Regions from separate parts of the Homo sapiens genome. Here region 2 is linked to region 1. A link is a contact called in ENCODE Hi-C or POLR2A ChIA-PET data. All regions are on one chromosome and are shown on one strand. Each heading gives the region's core, a stretch centred on a gene start or an enhancer-like site at or near the end of the contact. The rest is flanking DNA. Distances are from core to core; before and after follow the strand shown.

Region 1 (5,623 bases), core at 2,286-4,785:
AATAGAGTGGCATTGGCTAGTGAGGAGAATAAGGGGAATCTGGAGGGGTTAAGGGGGTTCCAGGAGGTCCAGGAGAGGATAAAGAGATTATGGCAGAGGGGAGAAAGCAAATTATTATTAGAGATCAGAGCATGCTAAATTGCAAAGGGAGGTGGTGGCCCCTTCATAGCCATGGAGGATGCAGGCAAGGTAGGGAGCCCAGTCATGTGCAGCTGTGTCCCAGAGGACATGTCGGTGGACCAGGGGTAGCACCCTCATCTTGACTCGCTTTGTCTCCCACCCTCCAGGCTTTAGCTGATAGAGCCCTCCAGGGACAGAAGTCCAGCAGCTGGTGGGGGAGCAGATTTTGCTCATTGGAACTTTATCTGGTCCACTTGCACTTTTGGCTCAAAGCTCCTGATTCACTTCAGGGTGGTTTTCTATCATGTAAATGCCATAAACACTAACAGCAAAATAGCCCACTGGCTGCCCCCCTGCTCTCCACACCTGCCAGGACCAGGACCTGCAGCTCCACTTGGAGAGGACAAGGAATAGCCATCAGTCCCTGTAGGGGTGATGGTGGGGTGTCCTCCAAGCCTGAAGGAAAGATGGGGTGTTAGGGAGAGGAAAGATAAGCAAGATGATAGAGGTCCATTTGGCTGCTGGAGAGACCACAGCTGAATATCTTGCTGAGAAGGAGGAGTAAAACCAGGTCATCTCCCTCCCATCTCCATCTGGGTTTGGAATGCACAGAGACACAGGCAAAGGCAGATACACACACACACACACACACACACACACACACACACACACACAAATACACAGAGACACAAAGAGCTACACAAAACAGAGATGCGTACACACAGCTGATCATAGACATTTAGCTTAGACACATGCAAAGGCACACTCAGATGGCGCATTCAGGTGCACAGTGGCACACATACCCCTGCACGTCTGCACAGAGCTCTTTCCTCTCCAAGAGTTTCCTCTCCGTGCAGTACCCTGGTGTGAGTAGAGGCAGGCCCCTTTCTTCCAGGCCTCACCCCTTCCCCTTTGTGTTTTTCCAGGTCGTGACATGGCGAGCACCACTCTGCCTGGTTACCCCCCTCACGTGCCCCCCACTGGCCAGGGAAGCTACCCCACCTCCACCCTGGCAGGAATGGTGCCTGGTAGGTGACAATGCTGCAGCTGCCTAATCTAGGTGGGGGGAACTAAATTGTGGGTGAGCTGCTGAATGGTCTGTAGTCTGAGGCTGGGGTGGGGGGAGACACAACGTCCCCTCCCTGCAAACCACTGCTATTCTGTCCCTCTCTCTCCTTAGAGGCTGCAGTTGGTCCCTCATCCTCCCTCATGAGCAAGCCGGGGAGGAAGCTTGCAGAAGTGCCCCCTTGTGTGCAACCCACTGTATGTCATGGCCCCTCCACAGCGCCCACCCACCCAAGTCTGTGCCCGAGGAGCACTCAGCCTCAGCTCCACCCTCAGTGCCCAGCCCACCCCAGCCAGCTGACACTGCTTGGAAGAGCCTGCCCTGGTTTCCATGGAAACTTGGAGCCAAGAACCATTTCCAGGGGCATGTCAGTCACTCAGACAAAGCCACCCTGGTCCACACCAAGACACAAGGGAAGACCAATGTTGAGAACCAACCCCAACCCCAACCCAGAGACAGTAGGGAGCTAGTCCCTAAGAGGAATGGAGGTCAGGCTGCGGCGGGAAGCAGGGAGAGTCGCTGCAGTGAGACAGGCTAGAACACCCCTATACCTCTTCAGAGGCACCCAGCCTTCCATTGCTTCCCTGGGGCTCTGACCCATCCCTAATCAGAGGAGTTGGGTTTGGGTTGTTTGAATCAGAGAGACAGAGGCTGTATTTAAGGTCTGGTGACTGCAGCTGGAGGTTGTACTATACCTAACCCCTAACCCCAGATTGGGAGCAGGGTCTTGAAGCCAAAGAGAGTTGAAGTTCCTATGTGCACAAACACCAAAACACTCTTGTCTTAAGGAGGGTTAGACTCACTCAGCCAGCAACTCACTCCCTCTGGCCGCCCTCTATGTGGCCTTTCCCTGAAGTTCAACTCTCATTGGTATGGGGAATGGGGAGGATAGAAGAGAGTGGTTGGCCCCATCCATCCAGGGACATTTAGGTATAACCCTGGGTAAGCAGAGCTTGGGGTAGGGGCAGCGGCAAAGAGGGAGATTGCTGCTGGGTCTTATGGACTAGGGGCTGAAGGGAGTTAGAGGTGTGGGTAAAGGGATTCCTGCCCAGATTTAGGGGAAGGAAAGTAGAAGCCTTGTTGGGAGGCAAGGAGATTTTAGGGAGAAACTCCCAGCAGTGAGCAGGTGGGGGCTGGAGGAGGTTTTAAAGAGGTGGGGTGAGGGAAGAGTGGGGAGGTGGGGGCAGGGAGTCTGCAGGGAGGTGGGGAAGAGGGGAGCCGCAGAGAGCTCGTGGTGTCGAGGGGGGAGTCGTTAAACAGAATCTAGTGCTGATGAGGAAATTACACTTGTTTCATTAGCGATGGGGAAGGAGATAGCTCAGTTCCTCTTGGTCACAGTTGAGCTCAGAAGCTCATTATCCTGCTGCACGCATGCTTTCCCTCCTCGTCAATAAACAGGCTTTCCAGTGGCTGCATCCCCCACCCCCACCCCAGCTCCCTCTCAGAGAGGGGCCCCTTCTCCTCTACTTAACCCGCGGTTAGGGATCACTGTAAACAGTCTGGGGTCATCACACAGGAGAAAGGGCGAGGGGGAAACCTGGAGGCCTGGCCTTTCTCCCGCAGAGGGAGGGAGGTAGCTTCCGACGACGGCTCCCAACCCACGGGCCCTCCGCTCACCGCTAGCGGACCAGCGGGCAGTCCACCTGCGCCGCCTCCATCCCCTGCCGCGTAGCCCACGCATCCAACCTCTTGAGGGAAAGGCGGGAGGGCGGTGTCTCCCAAAAGAGCTCCCACCTCTTGTGTTGGCACTGCACATTGATGCCATTCTTAGGACTTTCTGGGAGAAAAATGTCCCGAAGGCCTTTCTTCGCCACCGCCCCCCACTCCCATTTCCACCCATTAGGGGCCATGCCTCCTAGAACCGGAGTGGCATCTATAAAGGCCCTGGCCCCCAGCGCGACAGGGTGGACGCGCCCCAATACAAACCCTTCGTGGGTGGCCGCGAGCGCCTCCGCTGGGAAGCCCTGGGCGGGCACCGGCCCACAGGTCCCGCCCGTGGGTGTGCGAGCGCGTCGGTGCCTCCCGCCTCCCCGGGCTCTCTCCACGCGGACGCGGTGATCGCCCCACCTCCGCCCGGCCCGCCCGCCACGGCCATTACCCTGCCCGCGACACCTGCGCCTGAGACCCGGCGGGAGGAGCGGGCGGAGAAGCCACCGGCCGGACTCGTGGGGTCCGCCCTGGCTTGCAGGCGTCTGATCCCCACTCCCCGACCCTCCCGCAGGGAGCGAGTTCTCCGGCAACCCGTACAGCCACCCCCAGTACACGGCCTACAACGAGGCTTGGAGATTCAGCAACCCCGCCTTACTAAGTGAGTACGCCACCTGGCTGGCCGGCGGCTCAGCGCGGCCGCGCGGCTTCTGGGCACGGTCCCACTCCCGGCGACCCGACCTCTGGGGACCCGGCCGGGCCAGGGGGACAGGCTTGTTAGTGCAGCACTGAGGCCCGGGGACCCCTCGAGGACGCCCGCACCTCCTGCCCTCCCGTGCCCTCCCTGGTCGCTCGAAGGCTCTGCGCCGCCCTCGCCCTCGGATCCCCTGGAGGGTGCGCAGCCGGGCGTCACCAGATCGGGTCCCTCTCATGCCCCGTGAACGCAACTATTCTCCGGGGCAACTGGCTCCACTGCCCAGCCAAGGTCTCCCAGTCCGGATCCCGCTGGACCCCAGCCAGGGGAGGTCTTTTCTGTGCTTTTCTTTCCTTTTTTGTTCTCCTGTTTGTCCTCTCACCCAGCCCATTCTTCTCCTGTGTTAACTTCCAGGTTCCCCTTATTATTATAGTGCCGCCCCCCGGGGCTCCGCCCCTGCCGCTGCTGCCGCTGCCTATGACCGCCACTAGTTACCGCGGGGACCACATCAAGCTTCAGGCCGACAGCTTCGGCCTCCACATCGTCCCCGTCTGACCCCACCCCGGAGGGAGGGAGGACCGACGCGACGCGATGCCTCCCGGCCACCGCCCCAGCCTCACCCCATCCCACGACCCCCGCAACCCTTCACATCACCCCCCTCGAAGGTCGGACAGGACGGGTGGAGCCGTGGGCGGGACCCTCAGGCCCGGGCCCGCCGCCCCCAGCCCCGCCTGCCGCCCCTCCCCGCCTGCCTGGACTGCGCGGCGCCGTGAGGGGGATTCGGCCCAGCTCGTCCCGGCCTCCACCAAGCCAGCCCCGAAGCCCGCCAGCCACCCTGCCGGACTCGGGCGCGACCTGCTGGCGCGCGCCGGATGTTTCTGTGACACACAATCAGCGCGGACCGCAGCGCGGCCCAGCCCCGGGCACCCGCCTCGGACGCTCGGGCGCCAGGAGGCTTCGCTGGAGGGGCTGGGCCAAGGAGATTAAGAAGAAAACGACTTTCTGCAGGAGGAAGAGCCCGCTGCCGAATCCCTGGGAAAAATTCTTTTCCCCCAGTGCCAGCCGGACTGCCCTCGCCTTCCGGGTGTGCCCTGTCCCAGAAGATGGAATGGGGGTGTGGGGGTCCGGCTCTAGGAACGGGCTTTGGGGGCGTCAGGTCTTTCCAAGGTTGGGACCCAAGGATCGGGGGGCCCAGCAGCCCGCACCGATCGAGCCGGACTCTCGGCTCTTCACTGCTCCTCCTGGCCTGCCTAGTTCCCCAGGGCCCGGCACCTCCTGCTGCGAGACCCGGCTCTCAGCCCTGCCTTGCCCCTACCTCAGCGTCTCTTCCACCTGCTGGCCTCCCAGTTTCCCCTCCTGCCAGTCCTTCGCCTGTCCCTTGACGCCCTGCATCCTCCTCCCTGACTCGCAGCCCCATCGGACGCTCTCCCGGGACCGCCGCAGGACCAGTTTCCATAGACTGCGGACTGGGGTCTTCCTCCAGCAGTTACTTGATGCCCCCTCCCCCGACACAGACTCTCAATCTGCCGGTGGTAAGAACCGGTTCTGAGCTGGCGTCTGAGCTGCTGCGGGGTGGAAGTGGGGGGCTGCCCACTCCACTCCTCCCATCCCCTCCCAGCCTCCTCCTCCGGCAGGAACTGAACAGAACCACAAAAAGTCTACATTTATTTAATATGATGGTCTTTGCAAAAAGGAACAAAACAACACAAAAGCCCACCAGGCTGCTGCTTTGTGGAAAGACGGTGTGTGTCGTGTGAAGGCGAAACCCGGTGTACATAACCCCTCCCCCTCCGCCCCGCCCCGCCCGGCCCCGTAGAGTCCCTGTCGCCCGCCGGCCCTGCCTGTAGATACGCCCCGCTGTCTGTGCTGTGAGAGTCGCCGCTCGCTGGGGGGGAAGGGGGGGACACAGCTACACGCCCATTAAAGCACAGCACGTCCTGGGGGAGGGGGGCATTTTTTATGTTACAAAAAAAAATTACGAAAGAAAAGAAATCTCTATGCAAAATGACGAACATGGTCCTGTGGACTCCTCTGGCCTGTTTTGTTGGCTCTTTCTCTGTAATTCCGTGTTTTCGCTTTTTCCTCCCTGCCCCTCT
Region 2 (5,623 bases), core at 1-2,500, 190 kb after region 1:
CAGCCCTGCGTGCCTTGGGAAAGGTTCACTCCACCCCCAGCTGCCACAGGGTGGTCTGATCTTGGTGACAGGGTGGAAGCCTGCAGTAATAACAGACCTGCAATAAATGGCAACAGCATCGATAACAGCTTTGGGACAGACACTTTTCTAAGCCTTTTACATACTGTCTCTCAGCAACCACCCTGAGAAATGGCATTAATTATTCCCGTTTTACAGATGCGGAAACAGGCTCAGAGAGAAGGACTTCACTCAAAGCCACACAGATAAGGAAGTGTGAAGAGGGACTGGAACCCGGGAAGTCTAACTCTTGCCTGCTCTGGTGCCGGAAAAGGATGTGCAGGGAGTGGACTCTCCTCCCCACCCCCACATCCCAGGCAGAAGGAAGGAATTTGAGCCAAACTCTAGGCTGTGTGCCTGGCTGTCCCAGCATATGTCTGCACACAGACCTACAAATTAGGCTTTGTTCGGGGCTAGAATAGGAGCCTTGGGGAAGGGCCTCTCCAATCAGTTCCCTTGGAGGGGGGCGGGGTGGAGCCCCTTCTGCCTGGCACTGCCCGGATGCCACCAGCCACACCCCACTGACTCTGAAGACCTGAACACTGGGAGCCATCCCATTTGGACAGCACATCGCCCCCTCGTGGCAAGAGGGAGACTGAGTCAGGGACACGCACGCATAGAACACTTTCTATGGGCACAGGCACAGAGACAGAGCATGCCTTGGTGGTCAGAGTGAGTCATTCATAAATATCTGGAAATAAATACAATACAAATGATGTGTGTGGCCCCAAACCACACACAGTTACAGCGACTCACACATACACATATCAATAATACATTCCCTTTTGTCTGGAGAGACACATGTGGTGCAGAACCAGCCTCATATGTGCACACGCTTTAAGTCCATGGACTTGGATTCGGTACCTACTAAGTGCCAGGCCCTGTACTGGCCAGCAGGGGCACAATGATCCTGTCTCAGATCTTCAGGAACTGGGTCTAGTGGGAGCGAGGGGAAGATGAGTCACATACCCTGGTGAACTACAAACCATGGGCAATGGGGCACAGGGAGTCTCAGAGGAAGGTGGGAAGATCCCAGTGGGCTTCATGGAGGTGGTGGTATTTTGACTGACTCTTAGAAGATAGACGTAGGGAACAGCACAAAAGTTGGGAAGAAAGTGTTGCAAAGGTGGTGTGGAAAAACGAGTAGATAGTGGTTTAAACGTGGCCATGGGGTCCATGAAGAGCCTCCCTGCAGGGCTGCTGCACAGGCTGTGACTATATGAGTAGCGTCTCTGAGGTTGTGCAGGTTGTAACCTGTATAAACCTATGCGGCGGCCGTGGGAAAGTGGAGGTTGGTGGGTTAGGGAGTTGAATCTGGGAGGACCTCGAATGTGAGAGCCAAAGACAATGGGTCACCTCTGCCAAAGACAATGGGTCACCAGGTGGCCTGGGGAGTGTACAGCGATCAGACAGGGGTTTCTTTTCTTTCTTTTTTTTTTTTTTTTGAGATGGATTTTCGCTCTTGTTCTCAGGTTGGAGTGCAATGGCACGATCTTGGCTCACTGCAACCTCCACCTCCAGGGTTCAAGCGATTCTCCTGCCTCAGCCTACCGAGTAGCTGGGATTACAGGCGCCCACCACCATGCCCAGCTATTTTTTTTTTTTTTTGTATTTTTAGTAGAGATGGGGTTTCACCATGTTGGACAGGCTGGTCTCGAACTCCTGACTACAGGTGATCCGCTCACCTCGGCCACCCAAAGTGCTGGGATTACAGGCGTGAGCCACCGTGCCTGGCCAACCAGACAGGGGTTTCTGATTCCTGGTCTGGCAGCTGTAGAGAGATGGCTCACATGGGGAGAGAAGGGAAGCCTGGAGTTCAGGGCTACATGCCCCAGTCACTAGGAGAACTTTACTCATCACTCCAGCCAGGGCTCCATCGCAGAGGGTCTGATCTCTTGGTGTGGGGGGCTTGGGTCAGGTTTGGGTGGTGGTTGAGCTCGGCAGGTGGTATGGGGGCACAAGTGGGAGGTTTGGGCAGAGGAGAAGGGAGGGATGAGGGAAAAGGAGCCTCCAAAGAGACAGACCCAGAGCCCCACCTCGTGGCCAAAGCCTGCATTGCCGGCCCACTGGAGGCTGGTACACGCTGCCCTACTTAGCGCTGGGAGCTAAGGGTGACACTTTCTGAGTTTAGCCCAAAGCCCCTTAGCTTCCCCCAGCACACACCCCTATCTGCAGCTCTGCTGCAAACCGGGCCTTGATAACAGGATGCATAAATGACCATGTCTCAGTCTCCAGGTGACAATGCATGGACACACACACACACACACACACACGCTAGCCAGACACGTGCTTGCTCACATGCACACACACACACACAATCATGCAGTCATATCAGTACAAACCAGGTACCCCACAGACACGCCAGTGCACACACCACACAGACATACAACACAGCCCCACTTTGAGTAAGATGAAGGGTGAGGGAATCCACAAACAATTTTTCAAGACCCCCCAGCTCGCCCTCACACACAGTGTGCAGACTCCTCACAAAGAGCCCAGTGTACACACACAGGCCTTCCTGAGACAGGGACAGGAGAGGACCTGCCAGTCCTGGAGTGAGTGACCTGTGCCCCACAGCCTCCCCAACAGGTGGGCCCCAGAGACTCCTTCAAATCTGACTCTCTCTCCACCCTGGGGCGCTCTGGTTCTTTTTGAAGTGGAAGAGAACAGAGAACGACAGTTTAGGTGTTGGGGGAGGCAAAGGATTACTTACTTGGGCAACAGGGGAGAGGACCTGGCATGAAGCCAGGCTTACTGGCTGACCTAGGAGCAGAGGGTGGCATGCAGTGAAGGATGGAGGCTTGCAGAGGGCAGAGGCAGGCGACTGCAGGGACTCACTTTCCCCACGTGGCACCTGTCCGCTCCTTCTCTTCTCAGCTTAAATATCACCTCCTCTAGGAGGGCCTCCCAGCCCACACCATCTAATGTGTGTCTCCTGGGTTACCGTCTCATGTTCTTTTTCTTCAGCTCTTCATGTGACTCATCACCATGGGCGTTTAGGTTCTAGTGATTTTCTAGCTCTTCTTCCTGTGAGCTGGCAGATGTGTGTGTGTGTGTGTGTGTGTGTGTGACAGGAGTGACTTCTGATTTTACTGACCACTAGCCTCCTGGTGTCAAGCCCAGACACTGGTCAGTGGACAGTGGCCTGAATGAATGATGGGCTGGGTGACTGAAGGACCGTGTGCCAGGGCTGCGGATGGGATGAAGGCTTACCCGGGAGCAGTGGCGGGTGACAGCCAGCACCTCGTCATCAGTCAGCAGCCTCTGGGCCAGGTCCTGAATGAGGGGCCGCCGGCTCTCCCAGGCCTGAACCTGCTCATCCACATTAGGCAGCTGGCTGGAGGGACTCCCAGACCTGGCAGACAGCAGGGCCCGGCCCCTCTCCTGGTCTGCAGGGCAGGAACCATCAGGGGAGGGGAGAGGGGCTTCCCTCAGCAGGGCTGGGCCCCAGAATTGGCCAGCTGAGAGCCCAGGTACCTGGGGCAGAATCCTAGCCTAGCCTATATGCTCCCCACCATGGTAGCCCACAGCAACCTGCCCACCAATGCAGCACAAACCCCAGCCCTCAGCCCCAACATGGACCCCTATACCAGTCTGTTTCTTAATGGGGTCTTAGCCCAGTGCCCCCAGGGCCCCCTGAACATGCACTGTCATAGTAGTCTGTTGCCCAGTGGAGGCCCAGCACAGGCTCCCTCATCACCCCCAAATATATCTTTGGGAGTCCCAACACAAGCTCCTAAAATGCATCCCAATATCTGTCTGCCACCCTATCTTTCCTAGTCAGCTTAGTCCAATTCTTTTAGCTGCCCCCAATACATACCATTCTAGCTGCCTGATCCCCCATGCTTGACCCTGACTGAATTTAGTCCAGAGCCACTCAGCTGGCCCCCAGTATGCACCCTCATCTGCCGCTCTACTGTAAACTAGGCCTTGGTAAAGGGATGCATGAATTACCACGTCTCAGTCTCCAGGTGACAAACTTCTGTACCGGGCCCACGCCCCCTGCTATGAAGAAGAAAGAGGCTCAGCTGCAGGCCTTGGCCCCCAGTCTGAAAATGGGGTTCAGGAGGGCTCAGGACAAGCTGGAATGGAGAATTCAGACTGGAAGTAGGTGGGATAGGGAGGCAAGAGGCCTGGCCCTGAGGGGCTTGAAGGCAATGCTCAGGCTATGGACTTCCTTCATAGGCAATGGGGAGTCAGGACGGTTTTGGATCAAAACAGGGTGCAGTCTGAGCACTGCTTATGCAAATTCACTTGGAAGCAAATGTATGGAGGGAAGAACCTCAGGGACAGAGCTTGGAGAAGTACCTACCTTCAGGGGACAGAGGGAAAAAGAGGAGCCTTGGAAGGAGATAGAGGAGTGGCCAGAGAGGTGGGAGGAGAACCAGCAGAGGGCAGGGACTTGGGAACTGTGGGAAGAGAGATGCACTGACGGAGAGGGGCCAGGCAGCCGTAATTGGAAGGGATTGTCTCTCCCATGGTACAATCACCTTGAGACCCCAGAACATCCCACCCCAGGGCAAAGCAGGGTCCAGCTCCTCATCCTCTGGTTGTTTTGTTGATCCGACATCCACCCCCCTCTTCTGAAAACAGCACCCTGATTTTCCCCTGGGGACCCACCCCACTCTGTTCTTAGCCCGTGTACTCCAGGGTGGGTACATGACCCAGGCTGGCCAACAAAAGCACTTTCCCTCCCACATCACAGCGATTTATTCTGCATGGCACAGGATCTCAGCTGGGCCAGGGAGAGCCTACCCTGGGACTTCAGCTGGAACTATTTAAGGAGAAGCACTTTCCCCTGGGGTTGCTATGCAATAGAGGTCATCTTACCCCCAGGTGGGCAAAGCCCCACAATAGCGAAGTCAACTCATGGGAGAGATGGAGGGGGACAGATGTCTGATGATGTTGCTCAGATGTTTAGACCCAGCTTAAATCAGCAGCTGAGCCAAGACGTGCTTTATTTTTCTTTTACTTTTTTTTTTTCTTTAGAGACAGGGTCTTGCTATGTTGCCCAGGCTGGTCTTAAACTCCTGGGCTCAAGTGATCTTGCTGCTTCAGCTTCCAGAGTAGTTGGGATTGGCCAGGTGTGGTAGATCACGCTGTAATCCTAGCACTTTGGGAGACTAAGGCGGGTAGATAGCTTCAGTCCAGGAATTTGAGACTAGCCTGGGCAACAGGGTGAAACCCCCATCTCTACAAAAAGATGCAAAAAAATTAGCTGAGCATGGTGATGCACACGTGTCATGCCAGCACTTTGGGAGGCTGAGGTGGGAGGATCGCTTGAGCGTGGGAGGCGCAGGTCGCAGTGAGCTGAGATGGTGCCATTACACTCTCGCCTGGGCAACAAGAGCAAAACTCCATCTCAAAAAAAAAAAAGAAAGAAAAAGAAAGAAAGGAAAGAAAGGAAGGAAGGAAGGAAAGAAAGAAAGAAAGAAAGAAAGAAAGAAAGAAAGAAAGAAAGAAAGAAAGAAAAGAAAGAAAGAAAGAAAGAAAAGAAAGAAAGAAAAAGAAATAGGTATTATTACCCCCATTTTACTCATGAGGAAACTGAGGCTCTCAGGGGTTG

Evidence for each region. A loop is a pair of places that touch in the nucleus more often than their neighbours do. ChIA-PET counts read pairs that join two places held with the same protein, here RNA polymerase II (POLR2A). Pooled maps may share reads with other maps.
Region 2: a pooled map shows a loop between it and region 1 (4-fold over the local background). The contact joins two enhancer-like sites. A Hi-C loop is called at or near these places in 2 of 37 single-sample maps with no recorded cell type and 9 of 50 pooled maps. POLR2A ChIA-PET finds 5 or more read pairs at or near these places in 1 of 52 experiments (CD8-positive, alpha-beta memory T cell).

Annotation. Positions count from the first base shown.
Region 1 is chr10:100,823,602-100,829,224 of GRCh38, forward strand. It overlaps PAX2 (paired box 2), which reads left to right. Exons shown (of 10, transcript NM_000278.5): 8 at 1,047-1,148; 9 at 3,408-3,494; 10 at 3,942-5,623. The coding sequence ends at 4,018. Among named protein-coding and RNA genes, the nearest start is that of PAX2, 81 kb to the left of the region's middle. Within about 2 kb of position 3,536, at least 3 of the 41 ENCODE cell types and tissues checked have a DNase peak (open chromatin) inside an H3K27ac peak, as active enhancers do.
Region 2 is chr10:101,012,366-101,017,988 of GRCh38, forward strand. PDZD7 (PDZ domain containing 7) reads right to left here. Exons shown (of 17, transcript NM_001195263.2): 10 at 4,012-4,062; 11 at 3,271-3,446. Among named protein-coding and RNA genes, the nearest start is that of LZTS2, 15 kb to the left of the region's middle. RefSeq lists enhancers at 779-908, 1,877-1,926. Within about 2 kb of position 1,251, at least 22 of the 41 ENCODE cell types and tissues checked have a DNase peak (open chromatin) inside an H3K27ac peak, as active enhancers do.